Linked DNA regions of Mus musculus: region 2 is linked to region 1. A link is a loop called in an ENCODE intact Hi-C map of the cell type or tissue named here. Cell type or tissue: left cerebral cortex. All regions are shown on one strand. Each heading gives the region's core, and the rest is flanking DNA. Links, peaks and the distances in the headings are about the cores only.

The links. Peaks named below come from ENCODE experiments on the same cell type or tissue, not always from the same donor. Only the 100,000 strongest peaks of a DNase experiment are listed, where the experiment ranks them.
Region 2: a loop joins it to region 1, with 2.6 times the contacts of the local background. A loop is called at or near these places in 1 of 42 quality-filtered maps.

Annotation. Positions count from the first base shown.
Region 1 is chr5:72,911,217-72,917,356 of GRCm38, forward strand. It overlaps Slain2 (SLAIN motif family, member 2), which reads left to right and starts at 3,146. Exons shown (of 8, transcript NM_001113423.2): 1 at 3,146-3,797. The coding sequence starts at 3,409. In left cerebral cortex, for the core only: CTCF peaks have their summits at 3,159 (motif pointing right) and 3,364; DNase peaks (open chromatin) are centred at 3,072, 3,702 and 4,127; H3K4me3 peaks cover 2,415 bases; H3K27ac peaks cover 1,993 bases.
Region 2 is chr5:72,548,021-72,554,160 of GRCm38, forward strand. Nfxl1 (nuclear transcription factor, X-box binding-like 1) reads right to left here. Exons shown (of 23, transcript NM_133921.3): 4 at 4,623-4,732; 5 at 2,272-2,402. Among named protein-coding and RNA genes, the nearest start is that of Nfxl1, 8.6 kb to the right of the region's middle. In left cerebral cortex, for the core only: a CTCF peak has its summit at 3,548 (motif pointing right); no DNase peak of the experiment used is centred there.

The DNA of each region.
Region 1 (6,140 bases), core at 2,115-4,614:
ACCTGTTTGTCTGTTTTGAAGACCAGCTAGAAGGTTGGTGTGGGTAGAGCAGAAACAGGGCATGGGAGATGGTGGTCCGGAAGCTACTTATAGAAGTTATCAAGTATCCAAAGCAAGGCAGGTCAAAGAAAGGACTTTGGAGTTGAAGATATTGGAAAGCGACTTCTGGGAGGCTTCTGATAGCAACATGACTTGCAGGAAGGATCTTCTGGCTACTGTGTATCCATCAGGCTATCTGTAGCAAAGGGGATGTGTCCATTAAAAGAGAGGGGAGGAAACCACAGGGGAGAACAAGGGCAATTTGAACCAGAGTCCTAAGGGTCCCCCAGTTGGGAGGTATTTAAACCTATTCTGAATGCAAGGCGGCATGACCTACTTAAGAAGTGGATTTGGTGGGTGAAAGAACAAGATCAATAAGGATTATCACAGTTTTTATCCTTAACATAAAAAAAAGAGCTTTTACTATTACAGTGTAGTATAGAGCAGATTTGACTTTGTGCTCAGGTATCTGTGATATATATATATCTGTCTGTATAAATTATAACTTTAGTTTTGTTTTGAGACAGGTTCTCTGTATGTAATCTTGGCTGTCTTGGAACTTGCTATATAGACCTGGGTGGCCTCAAACTCACAGAGTTCCTCTGGCTCTGCCTCCTGAGTGCTGGTATTAAGGCAAGTACCAGCACAACCAGCCAACTTCAGTTCTTGGCATACAAACTTTATTATAGATAGAGTCAGAAAGATCAGGAGTTCAAGGGCATTCCAGACTCCTAGTAAGTTCAAGGCTAACTGGAACTACAAGACAAGCTAACAAATGATTAAACCATCAGGTGCTCAGAACAGACCATCTATTACACACACAGAACAGACCATCTACTACACACTTAATATTTACTAAATTAAAAACAATGTGTAGTAAGGCAACTGGGTTAAAAAATGTCTTCTATGGATTTCTCTGTATGAGCATATTCATACTTCTATTTTATAATCATGACTCACCAGAATCCTTCACTTCTTGGTAATAGATTTGTTATTAGAGATCACCTAATTTACACATTCGGACAAAAGGCAAGGCCCAGATTAAAGAGAGAGAAATAAAAGTTCAAGGACCACGTTCATGGGAAGAGGAGACCTTGCCAGCGGAGCGGATTCTGATCACCGATCTGCATGACCTCTGGCTCTCTCAAGACCGCTGATGCTAACTTCATAATGGTAACTGACTTTGTCAAGGAGTATGTCTAAAGAATTCATTAGAAATGTGGCGAACATGGGAGTTGGACTCCATGTCATAAGCTGATAATGTAAATGTATTACTGCGATGTGTGATTTCATCTTGGTGGTGATTCCTTCAGCAATGAGATCAGATATGTCAGGCAGTGTCATAACATTTAATGTGCATCACACAGATAATGCATTTTGTTTTACAAAGGCATCCTGTTAATGGGTCTGTATAGCTAGGGACATAGTTATACTTGACAGCAAACTGTAGCACCCTCAAAGAATTTAATTTTGGTGTCTGTCTGGGGGTTGGGCTATCAAAACATATCTTCCGTTTAATTTCAGCACAACAGGCACTGACTGTGCACTTTGTCAGCCTCATAAGCAAGGAAAATGGAATGATTCCTTTTAATCAGCTGTACAGATCAAGCCAAAGACTTGCTAGGAAAAAATGTAATTAAAAATTACAAATATCTGTAGCCAACTATTGAGGTGATGTCAGCACAAAGACAGTAACTCCTTCAGGGGTTTTTCCAAAGAGGCATCAAACATGGTAGGTAGGGTAGTCGAAGCAGGGAAAATACAGCATGGAAAGGCAGGAGGGTTAAGTCTTATGTGAGTCCACACCCGGGTGTAATAAGACTGGTTCGGGTGTAATAAGACTGGTTCGAGGGTGGAGGAGGCAATTGGAGTCAACTGCAAACATCAGCCAAAAATTTGAGAGACCAGGCACGGTTGGCTGCTTACCGTATAAGTAAACCAAGCAGCTCACAACTGACAACTGTGGAAGAGTGAGCCAACATGACAGAAAAAAAGCGTTTAAGTTTTGTTTGCAGTCGCTTCCACCAGTACGCATTATAAACAGATGCCACCGAGGGCAGAATTTTACATTTACCACCCCTCAACATTCTCTATTGCCTGTCAACGGGTTGCTTGAATACTTTTCATGTACAAGTTAAAAAAAAAAATTCAAGGAGCATATGCCTTTAATCCCAGCTTTTGAAAAAAAGGCAGAGGATGAGTTTTTCGAGGTCAGCCTGGTCTACAGAGCGTGTCTCAGGACAGCCAGGAATACACAGAGAAACCTTGCCTCAAAAAACCCAAAAAGTCAAGACATACTATTAAAAAGTCTTTTGGGGGCGAAGGGAGAACCCAAGGAATACAATGCACATTAATTACTACCGTTGAAAGATTAGTACAGAAGTGTTTTCCATCATCCTCTTGTCTCTGGACCTGTAAACCTTAAGCCAACGAAACAAAACAACCCCTGCCCACGTGTTTTAAACGGATGAAATAATGCCTTTAAAAGTGCTTAGCGCAGTGTCTGGCTTATAGGAACCACTCAACAAATTACGGTTATCATTTTGACTTCCGAGCTCTGAACCATTCGGGATTCGGGTTCTCATTTTCAGGGGATGGAACGGACGAGCCACAGATGGTCTCTGGGGCTGCTGCCAGCTCCGACAGTCTCCGGTTTCAAGCAGGAACCAACTCAGTATTGCCAAACAAACCAAGGGAACGGTCCATGCGACCAGGCGGGGCCGTCCGACCGCGAGTCTCCGCACAGACGCCTAGGGCGGGGCTGAACCCGAGCCCGAGCCCGAGTCGGAGCCGGAGCCAGAGTCCGGTTCTGGGTCTCACACCCGCCCGCGATGAGCTTTGGGGAGGGTAGGCGGCCAGGGCAAAACTCCAGCGATAGCTTAGCCCAGCCCGGCCGGGCCCTGCCCACCTTTGCCGGCGCCCACCACACCCCTTCCGGCCGGGGCCCCGCCCCAAACAATGACCACGCCCCTCCGGGCCCTGTCCCGTTTCAGGCCCCGCCTCCAGCCCCGCCCCACCGCGAGCCGGGCGCTTAGTTCTTTCAGCCCGCGGGCGGCCACGTCCTCCCCCGACGCTCTGAGGTCACCGACCGGGCTGGCCGGCAGGGGGCGGAGGGACGGAGGGAAGATGGCTGCCGAGGCCGGATATTGGCGCCGCCTCCCCCAGTCGCGGAGCCGGCGCAGATGAGGCGGTTCGGCTGGGGCCAGCGGCGCTTCGCAACCCGAGCCGGGGAGACCCTGGCGGTGGGGCCTGGCCCTGCTCTATGCCGGCGCCTCGGCTAGCGTGAGCGGTGGCGGTAACGCCTCTCTTTCCCCCCGACCCCGCGCTTCCCCTGCGGCTTGGGGAGTCGGAGCGGGCGGCGCGGCCGGCATGGAGGACGTTAACTCCAATGTGAACGCGGACCAGGAGGTGCGGAAGCTGCAGGAGCTGGTGAAGAAGCTGGAGAAGCAGAACGAGCAGCTGAGGAGCCGCTCGGGAGCCGTGCAGGGTGCAGGCCTCCTCGGGCCCGGCAGCCCAGCTCGGGTCGGCGTGTCCACCCCTTCGTCGGGCGCGGCGTCCCCTCGGGGCTTCCCGCTGGGCCTGGGCGCCAAGGCCAGCGGCGGGGCGGGCTCCGGCCCGCGACGGACCAGCAGCGAGGACCTGCGGGACGCCACCTCCTTGCTGGCGGCCGGCGAGGGAGGCTTGCTGGACGAGGTAGAGCCGCTGCGGCCCGACGAGCTGGAGCGCTTGTCAGGCTGGGAGGAGGAAGAGGAGAGCTGGTGAGCGCGGGGCGCTGGGCCCGGTGGGCCTGCGGGGCGGAGGGGTGTCCCTGGGGGAAAGCAGGGTGGGCTCGGCTTGTGGTGGGGACGCTGGCTTTTGCCTGTTTCTGCTGCGGGCGGGCAGGTCCGCTGGAGTTGGGGGGTTTCGAGGCGTGCCTTGGAAACGGGTTTGTAGCTAGTTCTCTGGGTCGTGGAACCTCTGGGTGCAGGACCCAACTGGACCCAGATGGGATCTGTGGCTTGGCACAGTCCCCCGTGGGCCCGCACGCTCAGAGCACTCAGAGGGTACCAAGCTGCTTCGTAGGAAGGGATCCTGCTTTGTGTGAAAGACGGGCTTTCGGATGGTGGTCTGAGCGGTTTGGATTGTAGGGAGGGGTCTGCTTCAAGAGGTAACAACCAGGTGCGGGGACATAGAGAGTAGCTACTAGCAGGCAGTGCTTTGGACCGGAGTGAGATGGGGATGTTTGTGGGGAGGCCGGGTGGACGTCACTCCCCTTTGGGTAGTGGGGGGAGTAAAGCTTTGCTTTGTGTGAGGAGGGCAGTGGAGAGGGATGGGGCTGCTTTGTGTGAAGTCGGTGGTGGATCGGGGAACCCTGAATTTTATATTGGAAAACAAGAATTGCATACGACATAATTTCGGAGCCGTGAAGCAATAGTTAGTTATCCAAGCTGACTATCATTTCCGTGCCTGCCATCCTGGAGGCAGAGAAAGGGTCCTAGTTAAAAATCTAGACCAAAGCCGGAGTTATCACGAGGCACCTCTTGACGAGCTGAGGTGACCCCACACCTTAAAGTCACACTTTTCGGTAGGCCATGAGAAGCTTTCCCTCGAGTTTTATTTTTGATTAAAAAAACACCTGCTGGAAATATCCTCATAATTCATCCGTTCTTGAAGTCCTAACTTTTAGCTAGAACGTTTATGCTGTTGACATTAAAACTTCTCTGAAGTCGAAACCTCTCGTGGACTGGTATCCAGGCCTCTAACTTTGAAGAATTCTAAGCACTGCCTGGATGCAGGCCCTAGATTTGCCACTTTAAAGGTTTCTGACCTTGGAGAAGTTACTTTGAGCGTCACTTTTTTCCTCAGAGGAAAATTATCATTCTTGTGTAGAGTTCTGAAGGTTAAGTCAGATAATCCACATGTACTTTTAGCAGTGGGTGGCTTGGCATACAATAAATTCTCCAGGACTGGGCACTGGTAGCCTTAAGCCTGGCTATTTAAATCAACACTATTTTGTGAGTTCACATGTGATCCCTGCTGTGGGAGAGTCTAAAGATTCTTAAGTGCTGATGCCTGTGTGTGAGGCCCTGGCAGTCCTAGTGAGAGCTAAGTCTTGGGCAGTTAAACAAGATAGAATGTATACACCGTGAGGTGAGAGGAGAGCTACAGAACAGGAATGCTGATTGTGCAGACGCTAGCGCCTTGGTCCAGATCCTGGGGCAAACTCAGGAGAAGGTAGAAGTCGGAGAGTGGCATCTAGGAACAGTCCAGCATTTTACGTTAAAAACTACAAGAAGTACTGGTAACTTGTGTGTAGGACCATATGAATGACAGGCATTGCTTCTTATGTCATTGCCAAGAGATACCAGGCATTAGTAGAACTGAGTAGTTAGACGGTTCATGTCAGCCACCCTGTCCTCTGAAGGGATCCTGTGCAGGTATGCACTTTGAAAGCATCCAGAGTCATCCAAGTATCATCAGAGCCCTTCCAAGTGACGAGGAGATGAATGCTCATGGTAATGAGGATTGGCTGCACTCATCAGCCCATTTTAGATGGACTGGTGGAGCACATTGACTCCCCCAGGCACCAAGCAAGTCTTTAGCTGCTTTGGTTTCTGAGCATGGCTTTGTCAAGGTAAAGCAAGTCCCTTAGGTAAGCATGCCAGGAGTTTGTTTTGACCACAGGGTTCCTGCTTACTATTTCACCCGGTTTCCTGTCTTGGTGCTATAGTTATCTTATGCTTTTTCCTGTAAAGGCTTATGGGTATTAAAATCTGGGCCTGAGTTGGATTTTAACTGTGATAGGTCAGGGGAGAGTTAAAGTAATCAGAGTTAAAGTGCCTTGGGTGTGTCTGAGTAGTAGGAGGGTGTGGCTGTCAGTGGCTGGGAGAGTTCATAGTAAAGTTTGCTTTCTCAGCAAGCCAGAAACCTACCTTCCATAGCTGGTTTCTGTTGCATATCATTTTCATCTAGAGAAATTGTTGCCCCTAGTCTATGCCACAAAATGTAGAAGGTGCTAAGTAGTAGCACTATATGGAAAAGTAACTGGCTTCTGGTATAAATTTCAGGGATTACCAAAAGTAACAGGTTTCTTTCATGCTAGGCTCCTTGGAAATGCAGAT
Region 2 (6,140 bases), core at 2,262-4,761, 360 kb before region 1:
TAGCAAGATTTTACTGAAAGGACCCAGATGTAGCTGTCTCTTGTGAGACTATGCCGGGGCCTAGCAAACACAGAAGTGGATGCTCACAGTCAGCTAATGGATGGATCACAGGGCTCCCAATGGAGGAGCTAGAGAAAGTACCCAAGGAGCTAAAGGGATCTTCAACCCTATAGGTGGAACAACATTATGAACTAACCAGTACCCCTGAGCTCTTGACTCTAGCTGCATATGTATCAAAAGATGGCCTAGTCGGCCATCACTGGAAAGAGAGGCCCATTGGACACGCAGACTTTGTGTGCCCCGGTACAGGGGAACGCCAGGGCCAAAGGGGGGGAGTGGGTGGGTAGGGGAGTGGGGGTGGGTGGGTAAGGGGGACTTTTGGTATAGCATTGGAAATGTAAATGAGCTAAATACCTAATAAAAAATGGAAAAAAAAAAAATAGTCTAACTCCAGGTCCAGGGGATCCCAATACCTCTGACCTCTGCAGAGGCACCGGCACTTATGTGCATATATCCACAGAGACAAACAACATACACAAATGTACAAATCCACACTTACATATAATGAATTTTTTAAAGTAAAAATTGAAAACCAATGCCATACCTCATGTTTATAAATAGCTGACATTTTATTTAAAATGTTACGTTGCCCTCTACTAAAGAAAAATGACTTTGTTACAGCTAGAATGAAAAAAGATGTCTTTAGATACTAGGCAGCTGCCATGTGCTACACTGCTCGCCTGCCCTGACACAGACCTGCTTAGGAAGTGCATGTGTTTTACTTAAATGATGGAGTGCCAACAAGCAAAGGCCTTATCCTGTTAGTCAATAAGCACTTACCTTAGAAACACACAGTCTAAGTTCATTTCCATGAAATAACTACCTTATTATAATTTTTAACAGGTTCTGTTACATCTTGGCAGACAAGAAGTAAACAGAGTAAGTTCTTAACGTATATAGCCACTTATCTTCATTTATTATGTTGAGAATAGCTGCGTAAAGGTTAGGAAGGAAGGAAAACGACACAGGAGATTACATTGTATTCTCTCAGGTCTGGGGGAAAAGCAGTTCATTATGGTGGGAGCGGACACTGAGCTCCTCTATGGAAAAATCTCTACTTAAAACAGAAGTGACCAGAGCAAACGTGAGAAGCGGTGCATGTGACACTCAGGTCTCTAACACTGCTCTAAATATCAGCTTCATGCTACACCCACTCAACACTAAAATCCCTCCAGCATAAGCAACGAGCAAGCACAGACTTTAACTTACACTCTTTCAAAGCAGCTTGTGCTCAAAGAGAAAGCAGTCTACCACCTCAACTCAGCTGGCGAATACAAAAGGCCTAAACTTAAAAGAATAAATCTTAGGTTTCAAATTCCAGCTCTGCCTCTTAACAGTGACAAGAGCGTGAACTCACTGCTGCTCTCAGCTAACTTCAGCATCTTCAGAGGAAATGGACAAAATCTCTAAAAACTGCCAAGAATTACTTTTCAGAAAAAAATGTGTCTAAAATGTTTTTTAACACTATATCACAATTTTACAAATATCTCGGTATTTATGATAATTATGGAAGATGTGACTAAAAACCAGATTTTACTAGGCCTAAAGTTTTACAAGTTGGATGATATTAGGAAAAAGAATACTACCTTTTGAATTAAAAAAAAAACAATTACAAAAATTATAAGTAAACAATGCTCCCTAGCTAATGTTTAATTACATTAACAATGAATCTACTACTCTTGACTAGCTGAGACAAATGATTTAACTTCTCCACTCTATCTCAAAACATAAGAGAAGACAAAGGCCCAATAATCAGCAATAATAAACACAGCTAGTAAAATCAACATCGATAAATTAATGATACCACATAATACATAAATGTAATTTTGAGACTGAAGATACAACTGCAAACAATATAATCATACTATATTGGATGAGTAATATCACACTCGTGTGTACTAACAGGGAGTCAAGGAGAGAGAGGTAACAAACTTGAATGGTTCTCATCGACAAGTCCTTTAGAAGCACAGTTGAAGCACTGTTTCACAGGAAAAACACAGACTGATGATTTATTCGTATGGACAGATATTAGTATTTACATAAAGACTGAGAGGAGAAGAACATTACCAAGGCCTCCATCTTCAGAAACTAGACACATACTAGAAAGGAAACAGGCTGAAGCTTCCAACAATACAACTTCTGATATATGAGGTTCCACCTTTATTAATTTATTCTACAACTTAAAATCCAATCAACTAGGAAAAAAGTTACCATGGCCAGGGATAATCTTTCTTTCCAAAATCATCGTCTGTCACAGAAGACACAAGAAACTGGCTGTCTTTAGCCCACTTCTGAATACAGGGCATATGGAATATACAGAAACATCCTGAACAGCTCCAAACCTAAGACAAAGGTGTCAAAATTGATTATACATAATTTTTGTCAATTAATTATACAATACCTTAAAATGATTATCACACACTGAATTATTTTTCAAAAGTTACCTAAAGGCTAAAAATCAAAACAATCAATATCACAGAAGAGATGATCTTTACAAGACGTATTTCGGGATGTAACATTTGAAAGAAAAATATTAATCACTCATTTTCAATTATCAAGAAAAAAACTACAGCTGTAGCTAACAATCTGAATGATCTCTAATTTTATATATACACATAAGTGTATGTGCATGTATGTGTGCACACATATTTAAATATACATGCTGGTACTGACTGATAAAGTAATATCTTTTTAAAGCATGATATAAACATTTACCCTTGTCAAATACACCTATATATCTTACTATATATGGTGTTTATGTACCATAATGTCATTCTTATCGGTAGACGTCTGTTTTGTAAACAATGCAACAAAATAATCCGGGCCATAATTTGGTGTGTGTATTCCTTGTTATATAAAACCTTTAAGTCTATGTTAACACTTAACACAAAATTTAAAAAAAATACACTAAAGGTGAAAATATAATAATAATAATAAAAGCTTACAAAAGAGTCAGTGAGATGGCTCAGCAGTTAAAGGCACTTCCCATGCAAGTATAGAAACCTGCGTTCCGTCCCCAGAAGCCACATAAAGATAATGAAGAACAAGCTCACTAAGTTGCCCTCTGACTTCCCAGCTCCACCGTGGCACACAACACATTTTTAAGGGTTAAGAAGTAATACCAAATTAATTTTTAAACCTGCCAACATTTTGATGTAAGAAAAAAACTCAGTTCTAGTTTCCTTATGACAACTATTTGAGAATTTTTTCTGACATGTACTATAAAGTAGACAGCAGAAGCATTATATAAAGAGAAACAGCTAACCCCTTAGTTTTGATTCTCCAAAAGCCTTCCTAAAATAACGTAGGGAAATGACAAGACAAGGAAGAAGAATTGCCAAATAATGGTATTTTGTAGAACTCATTACTACTAAAACCACAGCAGGTCCATACTGCAGGAAGCCCTTTTAATTTTTTTTAAATTATTTTATTTATATGAGTACACTATAGCTGTCTTCAGACACACCAGAAGAGGGCATCGGATGCGCATTACAGTTGGCTGTGAGCCACCATGTGGTTTCTGGGAATTGAACTCAGGACCTCTGGAAGAGCAGTCAGTGCTCTTAACCTCTGAGCCATCTCTCCAGCCCAGAAAGCCCTTTTTAAAAAAAAAAAAAACTGTAAACATGCTGTTCTACTTCTAACAAACACCCTAAGGAGATTGGGAGAATGTTGTTTCAGGTGACATGAAGGCCTCAGTGCTACATTGTTCCGTAAAACTGGCTGACTCGGTTCCCAAGGTGGACAGACAACCTTGAAAAGGCGGGGGACAGGGAAGCAACCTACAGAGACCTAGCTTTCCTGTAGTGGGGTCTCATCCTGCAGCTGAAATCACAGGAAGCCAAGATGTGACCCTGAGTATGACGACACCTGCCTCGGTTGCACTGTCCTAGCCAACCACAGTATATTGAAATTCCATTTCACTTTTTATGACCAAAATATTTCATTGGACCTCATCTTTCTCTGAGCAATGCTACTCTACCAGGAAAGCATTAATATGAGGTCTTAAAGTTGGGTCTGCCATGCTCAGTTGTCACTTCTCTTTAATTGCTTCCTTAGGGCCTTTTAAGTCTATGATAGCTTCACAATCAGACAAAAGGTCTTACAACAAAATGAGTTATGTCTCACTCTGTCTTCCCCCAATGGCCCTGGACACTTCCCACAATGCTCTCAACTTGGTTAGAAGAACCTAATAAAACTTAAGTGTCACTACCATGTTCTAGTTCCTTGAAGCCTATCCGTATTTCAACATACTATCTTTATACCAAACCCACTGAAAATATGTAGCTCAGTGGTAGGCCATTTGCCTAGCATGCATTAGGCTCTAGGTCACAGCAATACAGTAGTTGTAGGTATTTTAAAGATTTTTAAAAATATTCCTAGAGATAATTCTGTAAATTTTTCAGATTAACAAAATGAAGATTAATTTACATATAACATTGTCAAATAAAGAAATTTTTAGACAAACATAAGTGAAAGTACCATAAATGGCTAAGTATTGAAAATGTGAGATATGTTACTTGGGGATATATCATACCAGATATCATAACAGAAAGACTTACTGCCTGGTTTCTCTTCACTGAAGCAATACAAATTAGGCACGTCATAGCCCCTGCTTGGAAAGCCTCATTCAGATACTGTTTTGTTCGCTCTAATTCATGTATATCTCCATCTTAAATTTAAAAATGGAAAACATCACAGTAAACAACATCTGAAAACAACACATCTTCACCAACAATCATGTTACATGACCAATGCTAAGCAATTTTAACTGCAGAAAATGTAGCTTACAACCTCAAAGCTTAACAAAAGGAAGTAAATACTCAAATGAGCTGACAAAGGGTTACTACATCCACAAATTAACAGCATTTCAGCTCTCTCACTGGCTTGCTTTCTGCTTCAAGTCCTTAACAAATTTGGTGGAGGCAGAACCACTGGCGAGACCAATATGGCAAGTAACAAAATATAAAGAAACTTAAGTGTGAAGGAAAATGAAAAGTGAACCACTAAAGGGAAGGCGAGCATGCAACACACTCATAATAAATCTTGTGGAAGAAATGAGGCTGAGCTTACTAGTGCACAGAAGCCATGTTTCATTAAACCGTGCTCTCTACTCCTGCTGTAAACAGTAGTATAAGCTTTTTTAGGGAAAAAAATTAAAGGACTGTATATCCCTTAAACACGTATTACGTATTTATTTCCAAGCAGGATAAACTATCATGATGTCAGTGTTATACACGACACATCTGAGACACAGAACAACTCAGTGTGACCACTGAGTGAGTCCTCAGTCCCTATCCTGTGCTTCACTGGGGTTATGGAGAAAAAGGTGGAACGAAGAAAAGTTAGTGAAAGAATGACAGAGCAGTACTCTAAAGTACAAACGACACCAAAGGGGCCGTAATTCAAGTTATGTTCATGTAATTAAAAACAAGCATGCAATGCATGTCTTTAGTAAAACTAAAAGGTAGCACAAACTGACTGAATGTCCAAGAAAAGCAGGTCAACCATGTAAGATTATAGAAGGACAGAGTTTACCATGGCAATACTCTAGTTCACATCAGTTTGCTGCCAGAAAGTAAAACTAAGTAATTAAGAATCTTAGCTCATTTTCTAAAACCCTCCGAGTAAACACAGAACTTAACAAGCATCTGACCTACTGTAACATGAATATCAATATCATTACAGGGCTAAGGAACAAATGTAAAGCAGTCTAACCTATAATATTAGTAACGGCAACTGTTTCATTTTAAATTGGCGTTTAAGTTAAACAGAATAACTATAGTCAGTATGCTTATATTGCTTAGAGTACAACTGGCTTAAAAAATCTGAAACATTTTAAATTTTATCAGCTTATTCATACAATTTAACAGTTAATTCATACAATTTAAATTTAAAATGATGGTACAGTCTTACAAATTAAACCCTAAGTTTGTCTCTACAAAATTCAGATAACTTTCTTTGAAAGTTGTATTATATTTTAGCTACAGCTAAATGACATGCATTACCCGGCATGTCACAGCAGACACAGATAGCACGGCATTGGAAGTCACAGATCCTAAGACCACTGTGGCAACAGG